Regions from separate parts of the Homo sapiens genome. Here region 2 is linked to region 1. A link is an interaction called in ENCODE POLR2A ChIA-PET data of the cell type or tissue named here. Cell type or tissue: Panc1. All regions are shown on one strand. Each heading gives the region's core, and the rest is flanking DNA. Links, peaks and the distances in the headings are about the cores only.

The links. Peaks named below come from ENCODE experiments on the same cell type or tissue, not always from the same donor. Only the 100,000 strongest peaks of a DNase experiment are listed, where the experiment ranks them.
Region 2: POLR2A ChIA-PET joins it to region 1 with 5 read pairs; 2 of 35 experiments call an interaction of 5 or more read pairs at or near these places.

The regions. Positions count from the first base shown.
Region 1 is chr6:135,440,130-135,448,055 of GRCh38, forward strand. AHI1 (Abelson helper integration site 1) reads right to left here. Exons shown (of 29, transcript NM_001134831.2): 13 at 6,879-7,031; 14 at 2,453-2,585. Among named protein-coding and RNA genes, the nearest start is that of AHI1, 54 kb to the right of the region's middle. In Panc1, for the core only: no CTCF peak of the experiment used is centred there; no DNase peak of the experiment used is centred there.
Region 2 is chr6:133,962,224-133,970,149 of GRCh38, forward strand. The region is part of intron 1 of TBPL1 (TATA-box binding protein like 1); the gene reads left to right. The region is part of intron 1 of LOC128092253 (umcharacterized LOC128092253); the gene reads left to right. Among named protein-coding and RNA genes, the nearest start is that of TBPL1, 13 kb to the left of the region's middle. RefSeq lists enhancers at 662-831, 2,450-2,619, 4,803-4,852. In Panc1, for the core only: no CTCF peak of the experiment used is centred there; no DNase peak of the experiment used is centred there; H3K27ac peaks cover 296 bases.

The DNA of each region.
Region 1 (7,926 bases), core at 2,606-7,605:
TGGTTGGGGCAGAACAGGTCTGATGCTCCCTAAAAGCCCCATCCCCAAAGACTTCTCACTATTTGACAGTCTGGCCCTCCAGGAAAGATCCACTGTCAGGGCCTGCCTTTATTTGACCTGGCTCACAGCATGCTCTGGGAGGACAGCCCTAACCCTAAGGTGCATGTCAAAACAACCCGTGGCATCATTTAATATCACAGCTGCAAGTGAGGCTAAGAAGAGGCTCACCAAAGAACTTAAAATAAAAACAAAAAACAAAATGAAACAAAACAAAACAAAAAACCGGGCATGAGATGTCCATAGGGGACACTGATAAACTCCAAAATATTCCTGGGTATCTAGAAGGATTCCCATCCATGTATGTGAAGGGAATATGCACAACCAAGAAAGACCTGACAGGCTTTACTTCTCACTCGGGCTGACGTGAGGAGGCTCAGGACAAACAGAAAGTAAAGCTAAGGCAGAGCTGTAGATTGTGTACCGAAGCATTGAAGGTATACCCCAACACACACAGAGTCTCTTGGCAAAGACCAGTAGACCTATCCACTCAAGTATTTAAAAATCTCTGTCTAACCACAACGGTGGTCTCTGTCTGACCACGAACTTAACCGAGCACAGACATCAATGGCAACACATGACAGACAGTAAAGACTACAGAATTAGTCCAAAATCACAAAGCTAACTGCAAAAATAATAAATCTTGGGTGGGCGTGAGGGGAGAAAGGAGGGCATCTGATTTCCAGAGTTGCCACACTGCATTATTAAAACATCCAGTTTTCAATACAAAATTATGAGAAATGGAAAAAACAGGAAAGAGTGGCCCATACACAGGGGAAAAAAGTCATCCACATAGAAACTGAGGAAGCCCAGACGCTGGGCTTTCTCAACAAAGACTTTCAATCCACTATTATAAATATATTCCAAGATCTAAAGAAAACTATATCTAAAGAATTAAAGTGTGAAAAGGATTTCCCACCAAAAAAGAGAGTATCAATAAAGAAATAGATATGATTAAAAAAAAAGTCCAACTAGAAATTTTACAGTTGAAAAGTACAATAACTGAAATAAATAATTCACTAGAGGGGCTCAAAAGCAGATCTAAACTGAAAGAATTACTAAATTTGACAACAGGTCAACTGAGATTATCCAGTCTGAAAAAAGCAGAAAAAGAATGAAGAAAAATAGAAAAGTTTCAGAGACTTGTGGGACACCACCAAGAGTACCAACACAGGCATAACGGGACTCCCAGAAGAAGAAAGAGAAAAGGGCCAAACAGAACATTTCAAGAAATAATGACTGAATACATCTCTAATTTGTGAAAAACACTGATCTGCATATTCAACAAGTTAAAGGAATTCCAAGTAGACACATCATAATCAAATAGTCAAAAACCAAAGACAAAGATTCCTCTTCCTCCTCTATTTTTGAGATTTAAGCAATATCTCAATCTACATAGCATTTTAAAGCAAGTTTATTTAAGCATAAAGTAACATATTTATCACAGAAGCTTTTAAAACATAAAATCGGAATAAAATAATTCTTTCACTATCCAAAAGAAATAAATTACTATTAATAACTTAGGAGCATTTCCTAAGAACCTTTTTTCCCTCTACATATGGGTTTTTGGTGAATTTTAAAAATAGCATAGTGGTAATCAAACGACACAAGTGATTTTTTATTTTTAAAATTTATTACTATTTCATGGGGAGCAATATCTACTTAATAAATGCCAATCAAGTCAATTATGAGTCCCTGATTAAAAAAAAGGGAATCAACCAATTAATAGCAAACTGTGTTAAGCTGAGGAAAGTTCAATAAGATCTAGTGTTTAGGGCAGATGCCCACAAGGAGCTGGCTACTTCTGCAGAGGAGAGCTGGTTTTATTATTGAGTCAGAAGTAAAGGAGAGAGTATTTAATGCTTCTAAGTCTAGAACAGTATGATAATGCTCACTTTAGAATGTCTCTAAAGCAACAGAAATAATTGCTTGGCCTCTCTGCTGACTTCTCTATCATAATGAGAAGTTTTCATCTAGGTACTCTTGAGTCAATTATTGGTATTCCACTACACAGCAAATCTGGAGGCTTTTGTAACTCAAATCATCACTGCTATCAACTAGCCACATTGGACTAATGTTCCCCATGAGATTTATTCATCCTTGTTTCCAAATTTCTATATTTAAAATACAAAATGTTTACAAAAATCCTCCTGCATGTTTTAAAAATAAATTTACCATCTTTCATTTGATCAATCTCATTCTACTTACGAACAGTTACTGTATAGAAAAGTGTAAAATTATTACAAAAGAACTTTCTTTGTTTGAAGAAATCCGTTTTCTTTAATTTAGTAGTACAGGGGATTACTCAAGTTAAGATTTCCATGAATTTAAAAAAACTAAAGAATGTCCTCCACGTGGACTACAATCAGATTAAACAGGTAGGATTATTACTCACAAATAATTGGATATCCATCCCGGCTGGCACAAGCTGCTGCTAATATTCTTCCATTGTGGGAGAAATCAAGACAAAAACATCCTCGTTCTCCTGCATTTAGTGAGAAGAGGTGTTTGTTTGGGATACGGCAAGCCTAAAAAACATACGTTTAAAAAATATAAATTAGCAAACATTAAAACGCGAAGGCTAGTTTTTAATTTCAATTACTGTAGTTCTTTTAAGTCCTTTTATGATGCAGAGAAAGAGAAAAACAAGTACGCAGAATGGTGAAAAACCATAGTAAATTGCTTTGTAAAAAGAGAATCAGTGTCCATGAAATTTTTAAAGTGGGTTTGTTCTTCATGTTTAAGTAGTACTTAATTCACCTAAATATGAATAGAAAAATTTCAATATCTGATACTCTAAAGCCATCACTGCCACACTGCTTCTATATAGCTACTAAAAGAATGTATGTCACAGCCTTATTCTATGACAGCACTAGTAAGTCACTTTTGTTAAAGTCACAAGCTTTTTTTAAGACCACAAGTACCTATGGGGCCTAGCTTAAGCCAGAATGTATGAATGCTTATTCTCTCTTTGCCTATCTTAAAATAATCACCTTTTGTGGCTGCCTTCCAAAATGTATTTTCAAAGTAATCAATCGGCCCTTATTGGTCTCTCATTCATTATTACAATTTCTTCAAAATTTTAATGTTTTCACCCTCTTCTACCAGATGAAGCCCAAATTTTCTGGGTATTAATGTCTACTGTAGAAAATACCAGTTACGTTTATTTATCCTAATTCTATCTCTTGCAACCTTCAGTGAGCCTTAGTTCTTCTGTTTCTTATAATTCAAAAAGTTGAAGTAAACATATACTGGGCTCTTACTATATGTCATGAAAGTTGTACTTTATTACAAAGGTCTTTGAATATATTCATCACAGCCACCCTATGAGTAGCTATTACTAGCTAAGAGTAACCATTATTAGCTCTATATGGCTAAGAGGGATTATTCAAAGGGTCAAGCCTAGCTTAATGGACCTACTCAAAGACTGTTACTTCAAGGGCATGCTTTCTAGACAGGTACCAGGTTTTTCACAAATAGTACCAAGATCTAGCAGTTCCTCTGGAGACAGCATTATGACCAGCTACTAGGAATGTGAAAAATTCAAAAGAATTTGTTAAGTGTCAATCATGTACCAGACTCCATGCTCCCCATCCTTTCTCTGCATTCTCCAGACTCCATGCTACCCATCTTTTCTCTGCATCCTCCAACCACATAATTAAGAAAAGGGAGAGGAGGGTAACAAGGTAACAAAAACTGAAAGAAATGTCAGGAGGCTTTATAACCACTTGCTGCTGCTCCTAGAGTAGGAAGTGTAATTAAGGAAAACTCTGTGCCCAATCACCTAGGCTGAAAATGAAAACATTGAACCCACTATCATGTTCTTTGTATTCTCAGGGTTTGACTCTGTGCCCTATCCACAACAGACACTCAATGAAAGTCTGATAACAACAATAAAGGTCCTCAAAAGCCTTGACTGTTTCTCCTCCTTTACTACCTTGTCAGTCACTAAATCATGCTGGTTCCTACTTTCTGTCTCTCGTATTCATTAGACCCTCATCACCTCACACATCAATGACTGCCATCTAATTCTGATGTTACTACTTCAAGATCTCCCCATGCCACTGCCTGCATTAATTCATCCTCAAATACAATTGTTATTTTTCTCACTCACCCGAAAACCTTCCATTATTCCTCACATCCCTCACAATCAAGTATTAGGCTACCATTTGAGACACTCCACAATGTGGGCCTCATCCAGTACACTACTTTATCTCCTCTTTTACAAACTCTGGTTTCCAACCAGCTAAGCTTTTGAGTGCCTAATGAATACAACAGGTCCTTTCCCACTTATTTGCAACTTTGCCTTCATATGAAATACCCGCCCTTGTCCCTCCTTCACTCACCCCTACCTTGAGCATCCTAGTCTATCTCAAGCTCCACTGTTGAATGAGCCCTTCTTCCACCATTGTAGTTCAGTCTTCATATCTGCAATTCTCAAATGTTTTTAGTTTCGAGATGCTTTACATTCTTGGAACATTTTTTTGGAGGCTATTTGGAGTTTTCATAAAAATAAAATAAAAGTAACTTGCTAACTTTAAATGTCTAGCTGAATAAAATCTAGATTTTCGTAAGTGCCTCTGCTCTCTTGTGATATCACGTTATTTAGCCTCTAGAAAATGCTAGTACATACTTGTAAGAGAATGAATCTGAATGAGACTAGTAACACCTTAGAATCATTATGAAAAGAAGTTGACTTCAAGAACCCCCTGAAAGGGACTCAGAACTCCCAGAGGTCTCCAAACTACATTTTGAGAACTGCTGATCTGTACAATCATCTTTATACCTACATTTCCTCATTTCATCAAGACTTCTCTGAAGCATATCTGAAAATAAACAACAATGTAACTGCTTTCTTTTCCCACCTAACTTGGAAGTTCCCCAAGGGCATAATCTAAGTGTTATTCTCTCCATATCATGCTTAAAGTATTCTAACTCAAAGTGATTTTAAAATGTATCTGTAAAATCAGCCTCAAAAAGAAAGTCAAATGTGATATAAAATATAGAAAATGAAGATGAATAAGTAAGAATAGTAAGCTCTTATTTCTACATTAGATGTTTGAATAAATTAAGATTTTGGATAAATTTCATCTGGTAGCAGCTCATATGCATAAAATAAACCACTTCATTCTTTATAAAAACAAGTAAAACATTGCAAAATTGTATCAGCAATGCTTCTTGCCACTGCATAAAATGCTAATCTAGTAAGAACACTTTAGTAAAAGCTTAAATTCTGCTCAGCTTGTGGCAGAAGTATATACATGTACATATCTCTATCAAAGTGTGATTCAGGAAGAAGCCAGGTGCTGTGAAGAATTTCATGAATCCATAAACATTAAGAGATATACATCTTACAGACATCAAAAAATTTTTTTTTAAATTTTTAATTCTTTTTCTTTTTAAAGAGATGGGATCTCATTCTGTCATCCAGGCTTGAGTGCAGTGGCAGAATCATAGCTCACTGCAGCCTTGAATTCCTGGGTTCAATCAATCTTCCTTCCTCAGCCTCCCAAGTAGCTGGGACTACAGGTGCATGCCACCATGCCCACCTAATTAAAAAAATTTTTTTTAAAAGAATGGGTCTTGCTGGCCGGGCACGGTGGCTCACGCCTGTAATCCCAGTACTTTGGGAGGCTGAGGCAGGCGGATCACGAGGTCAGGAGATCGAGACCATCCTGGCAAACATGGTGAAACCCCATCTCTACTAAAAATACAAAAAATTAGCCAGGCGTGGTGGCAGACGCCTGTAGTCCCAGCTACTCCGGAGGCTGAGGCAGAAGAATGGCATGAACCCGGGAGGTGGAGCTTGCAGTGAGCCGAGATTGCACCACTGCACTCCAGCCTGGGCGACAGAGCAAGTCTCCGTCTCAAAAAAAAAACAAAAAGAGAATGGGTCTTGCTACATTGCCCAGGCTAAAAATCTATGTTATCTGACTGCTGTTATAGGCTGAATTGTGTCCTCTCTCCTCCCACTCACACCCCCACCCCTTGTCACCCAAATGAATATGCTAAAGCTCTAACCCCTAACACCTCAGAATGTAACAGTATTTGGAGACATGGTCTTTAAAAAGGTAATTACATTAAAATGAAATAATTATGGAAGGGTCCTAATCCAATAGGGGGAGAGACAACAGGGGCGTGCATGCACAAAGATCATGTGAAGAGGCAGCAAGAGGGCAGCCAACTGTAAGCCAAGGAGAAGCCTCAGAAGAAATCAACCCAGTCATCACCTTGATCTTTGCTATGCACTGAATGCTATGTCCTCTCAAAAACTGTATGTTAAAGCTGTAATCCCCTATGTGATAGTATTTAGATGTGGGGGTCTTTGGGAGGTAATTTGGTCCTGAGAGTGAGAAGCTCATGAATCAGATTCGTGCCCTTATAAGAAAAGACGCGAGAAAGGTGATCTCTCTCTCCACCATGTGAGAATATAGTGAAGAGGAGGCGGGCTCCAAGTCAAAAAGTGGACCCTCACCAGGAACTAGGCTGGCTAGCATCTTGATCTTGGACTTCTCGGCCTCCAGAACTGTGAGAAATAAATGTCTGCTGTTTAAGCCACCCAGTCAGTGGTATTTTGTTATAGCAGCCCAAGCTAATACAATTGCCCAAGTGCCCAAAGAATGTAAGATAGTGCTTATATACACATGCTAGGCACTCTATTATTATTTGTCAAATTAATTAATGGAAAGGCAAAATTGTGGTTAAAAACAAGGATAAATAGCAAGCATTTTAAGTAGTAAGCTAGATATCCTAGGAGTTATTGGAGTTTTTAAGGTAATAAGTAAACATCTAAATAAATCCACTATTATCAAACACTTCACCTGCCCAGGGAGTCGTTTCCACTTTATTACTTCCTTTGACTCTTCTAATCCAGGTTCTGTGTCTACTGAGCTTGACTCATGGTGACGTTCACAATGCACTGGTTTACCTTTTTCCTCCTGAAGAGCCATCATAGAGCGGTAAGATGGCTTTATCTAAATATGCATTAAAATATGAAAATTTATATACCATGTTCACCTTTTTCTTTTTCTAGCATATAGTTTTTAAAATACTGAAACAAATAATATGAAAATATTTTCAAAATGTAATCCAGAAAAAAATTCTACTTTTATTTGTACATTATTCTAAATAAAATAAAAAAGCTGCTTAAAACTACAGTCCTGTAACCAAAAAGCCATAAAAATTTTGGAGGAAAAAATATGACCACAAAGGTCACATGAAATGATTTTAATAACTCTATCCTTTGTTTCTGCTTCTTCACCAATACTTATGAGTTATGCCATGGCTCTGATATACTATCATATCTCTGGCTTTAATATCACAAAACTAGTATCATAAAAATCTCAAGTTTTAAAAATCCTCATTTCTCAAATAATAGATTTAACTCCATCCAAACCAATGCAAATCAGCCCTGTGGTGACAGTACATATCAGCTACAGAACGTGCAAATGACCTGAAAAATTAATGTCTTACAAGAAACTAGACAAAAGCAAAACTTTTTTATTTTAGGGCCAATTCTTTGCTAAGATTATTTATAATATTAATCTATGGAAAACAGCAGCAGTAGAAACATTACATACTGATTATTTGAATAATATTGTGAAAAATGTGCCCAGAAATCAGGAGTCTGCAAACTGCAGCCCACACACCAAATCTGGCCTACTACCTGTTTTTGTAAATAAACTTTTATTGGAACACATCACACCCATTTGTTCAGTTATGGCCTACATATGTCTATGTAGCTATTTTCACACTATAAAGGCAAAATTGACTGAAACTACAGGGCCAAAGCCTAAAATATTTACTATCTGGCCCTTTACAGAAACTATTTTTCAACTCCTGCTTTAAATCAACCTTTTATCTTTAATT
Region 2 (7,926 bases), core at 1,769-6,768, 1.5 Mb before region 1:
TGTTTTTCATTCTAAGAGAGCCAAGAGATGCTTCTTCAGATAGGGAGACAATTAGGAAGATAATCCTGGTAGCTATTTGGTAGATGGATTAGAGCATGGAGAATGCAAGCAGAGAGTTCTATTAGAAGCCTGTAGCCATAATGACATGTGAGCTGGCCTAAAATAAAACGTTGCTTTGGATGCAGAAAAGAAGCTAGATTAAAAGTTAACTGAGCAGAGGAGAAGAATGAGAGATGAAGGATGATTCTGAAATTTCTGGTTGAAGTGAGCGAGTGTTAATTGTGACTCACTCCATTCACAGAATTACAAGGAGATAGAGCAAGATTTCTTGAGGTGCTTAATGAGTTTTGTTTGTATGTGTCGATTTTAATAGATATGCCTAATAGATGATTGGGAATATGGATTCAGATATCTGATAGGTCAGGATAGATGTAGGAGCCAGCCATAAGCTCATAGATAGCAACTGAGGCCTGAAAAGTTTAAAGAGGAAAAGGATTTCAGGCAGTGGTTTATAACCTTTAGGGATCTTAAACCTATTGGTAATATGAAAAAAACAATGGCCTTCTCAGGTACAGATTAGTGTGTATACAATTTCAGGGGGTTCCTAACCTGTGGAACCTATTGTTGAGCTTTTCAGGGTCTGGCATGGATTTCAGTTAAGAACTTCTGATTTAAGGAACAGACAGAGAAGTATATGAGATGGGGAGAGAATTCAAGAAAGCTTCTTCAGAATCCAGGGATAGGACATGGCAAGGGAGCAGTTGGAGAATCAGAAGTTCCCAGTGCTTTATGCTCTAGAGTAGGAGGGAGTTTAAAGTGTGCCATTGAATTCAGCAATGAGCCATTCATTTGTAACATTTTGTACTGTGTAGAGGCAGAAGACAGATTATGCTGGTTTAAAAGCATGAAGTGGAGTTTGGGAAACAAGGGATGGTAAACAGAATGTAGAAGTCTTGATGTTCTCTGAAAAACAGTACTGATAGAAGAATAGAGCCCTTTTTAAGGATTTATGGAGAGGGAAATTCCATTATTTTAATTACCCTATGATGGTGTTTCAACCCAGTCGTTCTCAACTGACTACCCATTAGAAACATCTTGGAAATATTTTCAAAATTAGGGCCCTATCAAGGTCAATTAAATCTGTATTTGTGGGATTTGAGCATCTTCATAGTTATTATCTTGTTTCTGTTGTTTTGTCTTTTGGTCTTTTTATTTGTTTAAGACATAGTCTCACTCTATAGCCCAGACTGGAGTGCAGTGGTGTGATCATAACTCACTGCAGCCTTGACCTCCCAGGCTCAATCCTCTTGCCTCAGCCTCCTGAGTAGCTGGGCCTATAGGCACACACCACCACATCTGGCTAATTTTTGTATTTTTTTGTCGAGACAGAGTCTCACCATGTTGCTCAGTCTGGTCTGTAACTCCTGGCTCAAGCAACCTGCCCACCTTGGCCTCCCAAAGTGCTGGGATTACAGGCATGAGTCCACCAGGCCTGTCCTTGTCTTTTTCTTGATCGTTAAGAACCGGCCTGGCGCGGTGGCTCACGCCTGTAATCCCAGCACTTTGGGAGGCTGAGGCGGGCGGATCACAAGGTCAGGAGATCGAGACCATCCTGGCTAACGTGGTGAAACGCCGTCTCTACTAAAAATACAAAAAAAAAAAAAAAAATTAGCCAGGCGTGGTGGCGGGCGCCTGTAGTCGCAGCTACTCGGGAGGCTGAGGCGGGAGAATGGTGGGAACCTGGGAGGCGGAGGTTGCAATGAGCCGAGATCGTGACACTGCACTCCAGCCTGGGCGACAGAGCAAGACTGCGTCTCAAAAAAAAGAACCAATGTTCCAATCAGAAAACTTCCTTATCACTCTTGTGTGTTCTGTGTAAGAACCCATTCTTTTACTTGTATATTATCATTAAATTACTCACCCTACTGTTGTGGTAGTGTTCTTGACTTTCTCACAGACCATAATTTCAGGTTTTAAAAATGTATGGCTTTCTTCTGATCTCTAGCCAAGTTCTCTGTGTTTATCCTTTTTGAGTGACGCACCCTTCAACCAGTTACTCAGATCTGACAAGCTCTGAGTAAAATAAGAAATTCCTAATGGTGCTTACATGTGGAAAGAGTGTTCATTATGTAATCATGTTTGTTTTAAGTATATTTTGTACTGTTTTTTAAACCAGAAATGTTTGAACTGTTTGTTTTTTTTGTTTTGTTTTGTTTTTTTGGGTTTTTTGGGTTTTTTTTTTTTTGAGATGGAGTCTCACTCTGTCTCCCAGGCTGGAGTGCAGTGGCACCATCTTGGCTCACTGCAAGCTCCGTCTCCCGGGTTCACGCCATTCTCCTGCCTCAGCCTCCGAGTAGCTGGGACTACAGGTGCCTGCCACCACTCCAGGCTAATTTTTGTATTTTTAGTAGAGATGGGGTTTTACCGTGTTAGCCAGGATGGTCTCGATCTCCTGACCTCGTGATCCACCCGCCTCAGCTTCCCAAAGTGCTGGGATTACAGGTGTGAGCCACCATGCCCGGCCGAACTCTGTTTTATTTTCCCAAGTAACTAATTTCATAATCTGACCTTCCTTTTCTTAAAATGGCATTTGTGCATGACATAGACCTTAAACAGGTTGTCTATGCTAGAGCATTTTATATGAGGGGTAACTCTATAAAAACAGTCGAAACTATGAAAATAGGAAGTTTCACCCGTTGTATTTTCCCCATGCAGTACTTTCTCTTGATTAAATTCTTGATGAGTTATCAGTGCTTCAAGTTTGAGCCCTGCATTCACACCCTTGAAATAAATCAGAATATAGAGAGGCTTGATCTTGATGCATGCCAATTCTGACACCAACTTATGAGAAGATTTATTCAGTCTTTTAGCTACCCTAGTGAATTAACATTTACACTTGTAAATGAAACTAATAATCTTTTAAAAATTATGCTGTTTTGTTAGCATTAATTTAATGGCTAAATTAGTCTTACAAATTATAGTCACTTACAGTAGCTTAGGACAAATATCAAACTTCTCAGTAAAGAGATGAAACTTTTTAGCTTTTAAAATTATAGTCCGTAATATGGGAAGTAGGGGCACATATAAGACCTGCTCAAGAAAACAAATACCTTACAATTTAAATGAAATGAACATCATAAACTTGTATCACAATTTAATATCCAAACCCATTATGCTTCTAATTTTCCTGCTTTTTTGCAGGTACCTAATGAAGTAAAATCTAGCATAATACCTATTTCGTAACATGTAGTAGATTTGGTCAGTCTTTTCCTGTTTCATTTGCCACCTTCCCTGTCCCCACTCCCCTCAGCACCACCAAAAAAGAACCCCATGATCAACAACTATTTGCTTTGATTTGATGGTTTTGTTATTGTTGGAGTTTTGTGGGTTTTTTTTTTTAATTCACTGTTAAATTTAGTGCTTTTTTCAGTACTCATTTCACTTAACAGATACATCAAAGTTGTATTCTTTATTTTTACCACTTACTTTTAAACTTGAAGGAATATGATTTGCTTTTGTGTTCCAAAGCTTGAGGACTACAGTGAGTAACTAGAAATCCTTTCCATTTTTGAACATTTCTCCATCCATATGAAGAAAGGAGATATAATAATAGTAACAATAAGAACAGCTACATTTGAATGCTTGTCATGTGCAAGTACTGTGCCAAGCGCTTTATATGAAATTTAATTTTCACAACACTATGATGGGTTCTGTTTATCTGCCTTATTTTACAGAGGAGGATATTGAGGCACAAAGGTGTTAACTTACCCACAGTCATATGGCTAATAAGTGGTAGAGTCTAGATTTAACCCAAGCATTCTGCTGAGCTCTTCAACTTCAGAGACAGAGAGAGACAGAAAGAAACAGAGAGAGAGTGTGTGTGCATGTGTGTGTGTGTCGTGTGGGTGTGTAAGTAAACATTGCTTTTTAATAACCTCAAGCTTACAGTTAAACTCTGCAGACATTTTATTGAATGTGTATGGCGCATTGGGAACTACGCCAAGGCTGGGGTACAGAAATAAAGAAGATTTGATCATGCTTCTGAGGAGCTTATTGTCTACCAAGGAGACTATAAATAGGAAACATTTTACCATAGTTTGTAGTGTGGAAAACTGTGATATAAGTATGTATAGTAACATTACCATTGACCAAATGGGACTCAGAATAGGGACACTCTGGCTTAATATTGAGGATCAGATTTCTGAGTTCCTTTGATTTTTAAATTTCACCCATGATGGTTTTAATTACCTTCTGTACTAGGATTTCCAAATTTTCATTTCCAGTCTTAACCTAGACCTGTCCTGAGCAATGGACTTTTAGCTGATTAACTGCTCCGTATCTCCTCTTGGATGTCTCACAAGTTCCTTCAGTTCAAAATGTCCAAAACCGAATTGTTAACCCCTCCTACCTTTCTCATCTGCCCTGCAAACCTGCCCTTTCTCCAGTGTTTCCTATCTTAGTAAATAGTATCTTAGGCCACAAACCTGCAGTCATTCTCCATCTCCCTTTTTTCCATCCCCATATCAATCAGAAAATTCTGTTCACTCTATCTCTTAAAACTGCCTGTCTTGTGTCTACTACTTTGCATTTTCAAACCACAGTACTACCACTGTGGTCCGTCCTGTCATCTTGCCTGGACTGCTGTGCTACCCATTCTTCTCTTTCAGTCCATCCTCCCATTGCAGAGTGGTGGTGATACATTTTTATAATGCAAATACGTGATGTCAGTTCTTGCTTCTTTTTTAGCTAACCACTACTTTTGAGATAAACATGAAAATTCTGAACGTGGCATAGAAGGCATGATTTGACCCCTCCCTGCATTTCTAGCCTAGTCTTATGCCACTTTCCTTTTCACTTTTCTCACCGTAGCCATGCTGATTCTTCCTTCAGGCCTGAGCAGTTCCTACTCTTAGCTGAGAACATCTGCTGTTTCCTGAACCGAGTCTGTTCACTACCAGGTCCCTATCCCCTAGTATGGGTCTTAATGCTTAGATTTCCAGTTCATTGTTATAGAATTGATTGAATGAAGGTGATGCTCAGCTGTAGAACAAGTGGGAGTGGATCACATGTAGAAGTGGGCATAAATCATTTTCAGCAGAATGAATTAGATTAAGCGGGCAAAAGGTTAATATTCTTTATATATTAGAGCTTCCATAAATCAATAAGAAATCTTAGAAGGAAAATGAACAGAAGATAGGAGGCAGCTAACTTTAAAGAAATACAAATGGTTAGTAATATAGTCATGCATCGCTTAATGACAAGGATGTGTCCTGAGAAGTGAGTTTGTCATCACGTGAACATCATAGAGTATAATTATATAAACCCAGACGGTAGAATCTACTACACACCTGGGCTATGTAGTATAGCCTATTGCTTGTAGGCAGTGAACCTATACAGCATGTTTCTTTACTGAGTACTGTAGGCAGTTGTAACATAATCATAAGTATTTGGGTATCTAAACATAGGAAAGGTGTAGTAGAACTACGGTATTATAATATTATGGACCCCTGGACCAAAACATTGTTAGGCAGCACATGACTGTGTTTGAAAAGTTCACCCTCATTAGTATTCAAGGAAAATCAATTAATTCAGTATTGCTGCTTTTCATATCTCAGGTTGTCCAAGATTTTTATAAAATCCTTTGCTGACTAGGTAAGACAGCATGTGCGATCCCAATCTTGTTTCATGTGCACAGACAAATATATGGATTTAGAGCCTAGGACCATGTGCTTATATGAGCACAGGAAAAAAGCAGTTATCACTGTTAGGATTATGGGTGACTATTTTCTTTTTTTTTTTTTTTTGAGACAGAGTCTTGCTTTGTCACCAGGCTGGAATGTGGTGATGCAGTCTCGGCTCACTGCAGCCTGCATCTGCCTCAGCCTCCCCCAAGTAGCTGGGACTACAGGCGCGTGCCACCACGCCCAGCTAATTTTTGTATTTTTAGTAGGGACGGGGTTTCACCATGTTAGCCAGGATGATCTCGATCTCTTGACCTCGTGATCCACCTGGCCAGGTGACTATTTGAGTATTTCTTATATAATCAGAAAATGACATGCTATCTTCCTTAAATCTTGTATACTTAGACAGTTTATCTGAAATATTAAGAAATCTATCCAAAATAAAACTTGCTTTTATATAGTAAGGAATCATATGCCAAATTTCTCATCTTTGCGTTTGAATTTCCAAATGTAAGGTTGTAGTCAGTAAAATACACTTTTTTCCTTTATCCACAATAGTATATTAGTTAATATTATTGTTAGCATTCACTAATACATTGCTTTAATAGAGCATATCAAAATTTGTGAGTTTTTTTATTCTTCAAAACAATCATGAGAGGTAAATGGTATTGTGTTTTACAAATGAGAACAGGAGCAGTTCAGAACTAGTCCACTGTCGTGTAGCTTCCATTACAATTGATGTCTACTGTCTTAGCATCCAAGTTTTTTGTTTTGTTTTGTTTCTTTTGAGATGGAGTCCGCTCTCGCCCACGCTGGAGTGCAGTGGCACAATCTCTGCTCACTGCAGCCTCTGCCCTTGGGTTCAAGCAGTTCTCTTGCCTCAGCCTCCGCAGTAGCTGGGACTACAGGCGCCCACTGCCATGCCTGGCTAATTTTTGTATTTTTGGTAGGAGCGAGGTTTCACCAGGCTGGTCTCCAACTCCTGACCTCAAATGATCCACCCATCTTGGCCTCCCAGAGTGCTGAGATTACAGGCGTGAGGCACCACTCCTGGTCAGTATCCAAGTTTTCTTACTTTATAGATATATTTTAGTATTCGTCGAAACAGTGAGAATCTTAACTAGGTTACTGTTTAAACATTATTAAGATGAGACAGGTTTTCAATTATATCTTCTTATATTGCAAAATATTTCATTTTTTCAACCAGAATTTTTGCATGAGAATGTAAACCATTGAACTTATCTTTTCTTAAGCAGTCATTCAGAAAATCAGTATCATTTAAATCTTTCCCCATCACCTTTTAGACACCATTACAAATAATGTCATTGACTGAACCATAAAATACACTTTTTTTTTTTTTTTTTTTTTTTAGTAAATAGATGCTGGCAACCTCAGAGTTGTTGACTAATTTCCATTAAAAAATAGTACCTTGTAGCTTTCTTAATATAGATTTTTTTAACCATAATTCACTTTGATACAAAATTATTCACATGAATGCTACCTGCTTAACAGTCTTCAGACTGAATATCTAGATTGAGTCTCATAGATAGTAGGTAGTCATATGTAATGAAGATAGTTTAACTTTCTGTTTAACTGAATGTAATGATGCTTTTTGTACATCAAATACTTTTGCTTTCACTTAAGCATTTGTTAAATGTTTTACGGGTGGTAAAATATACAGTCTTTTTCTTTGGAAGATTCAAGGTTTTTTATGGCCAGGCAAACTTGGTAAAATTTTCTTCATGTGGCTAGACTATAAAAATGCCAACCCTGTGGACTGACTCCTAAAATGTCCTCATGATAGAATGTCACCCTGCCAAACAAGTTCAAGGTTTTCAACTGTTAGACCTTAGTGCATCTAACTCTCTCCCATTACTGCCCCTTTGAACACAAATGCATGCTGAAGGGGAAGTGGTGAGTTCAGAATTGATGATAATTTATCTAAACTAACAGAATAATTCTAGAATTAAAATGGAAATTTACTGTATAATTCCTACATTTGTCTAGAATGTATCTTCATCTAATATGTTAGGCTCCTGGGATTTTAGAATTAGATGGGAATCTTAAAAACCATCAGTCTAGTCTCATCTTTCACCTAATAGAAGACTTGTTTTGTGCCACTCCTAACTGTTGGTTAATTATCTAGCTCTGCCTTCCCTTTTTGGACACGAATCTTCTGGGGAGCCCACCACTTTGCAGTGTTAAGTATCTGGTTTTTTGTGTGGCTTCATGAGATCTTTCATGT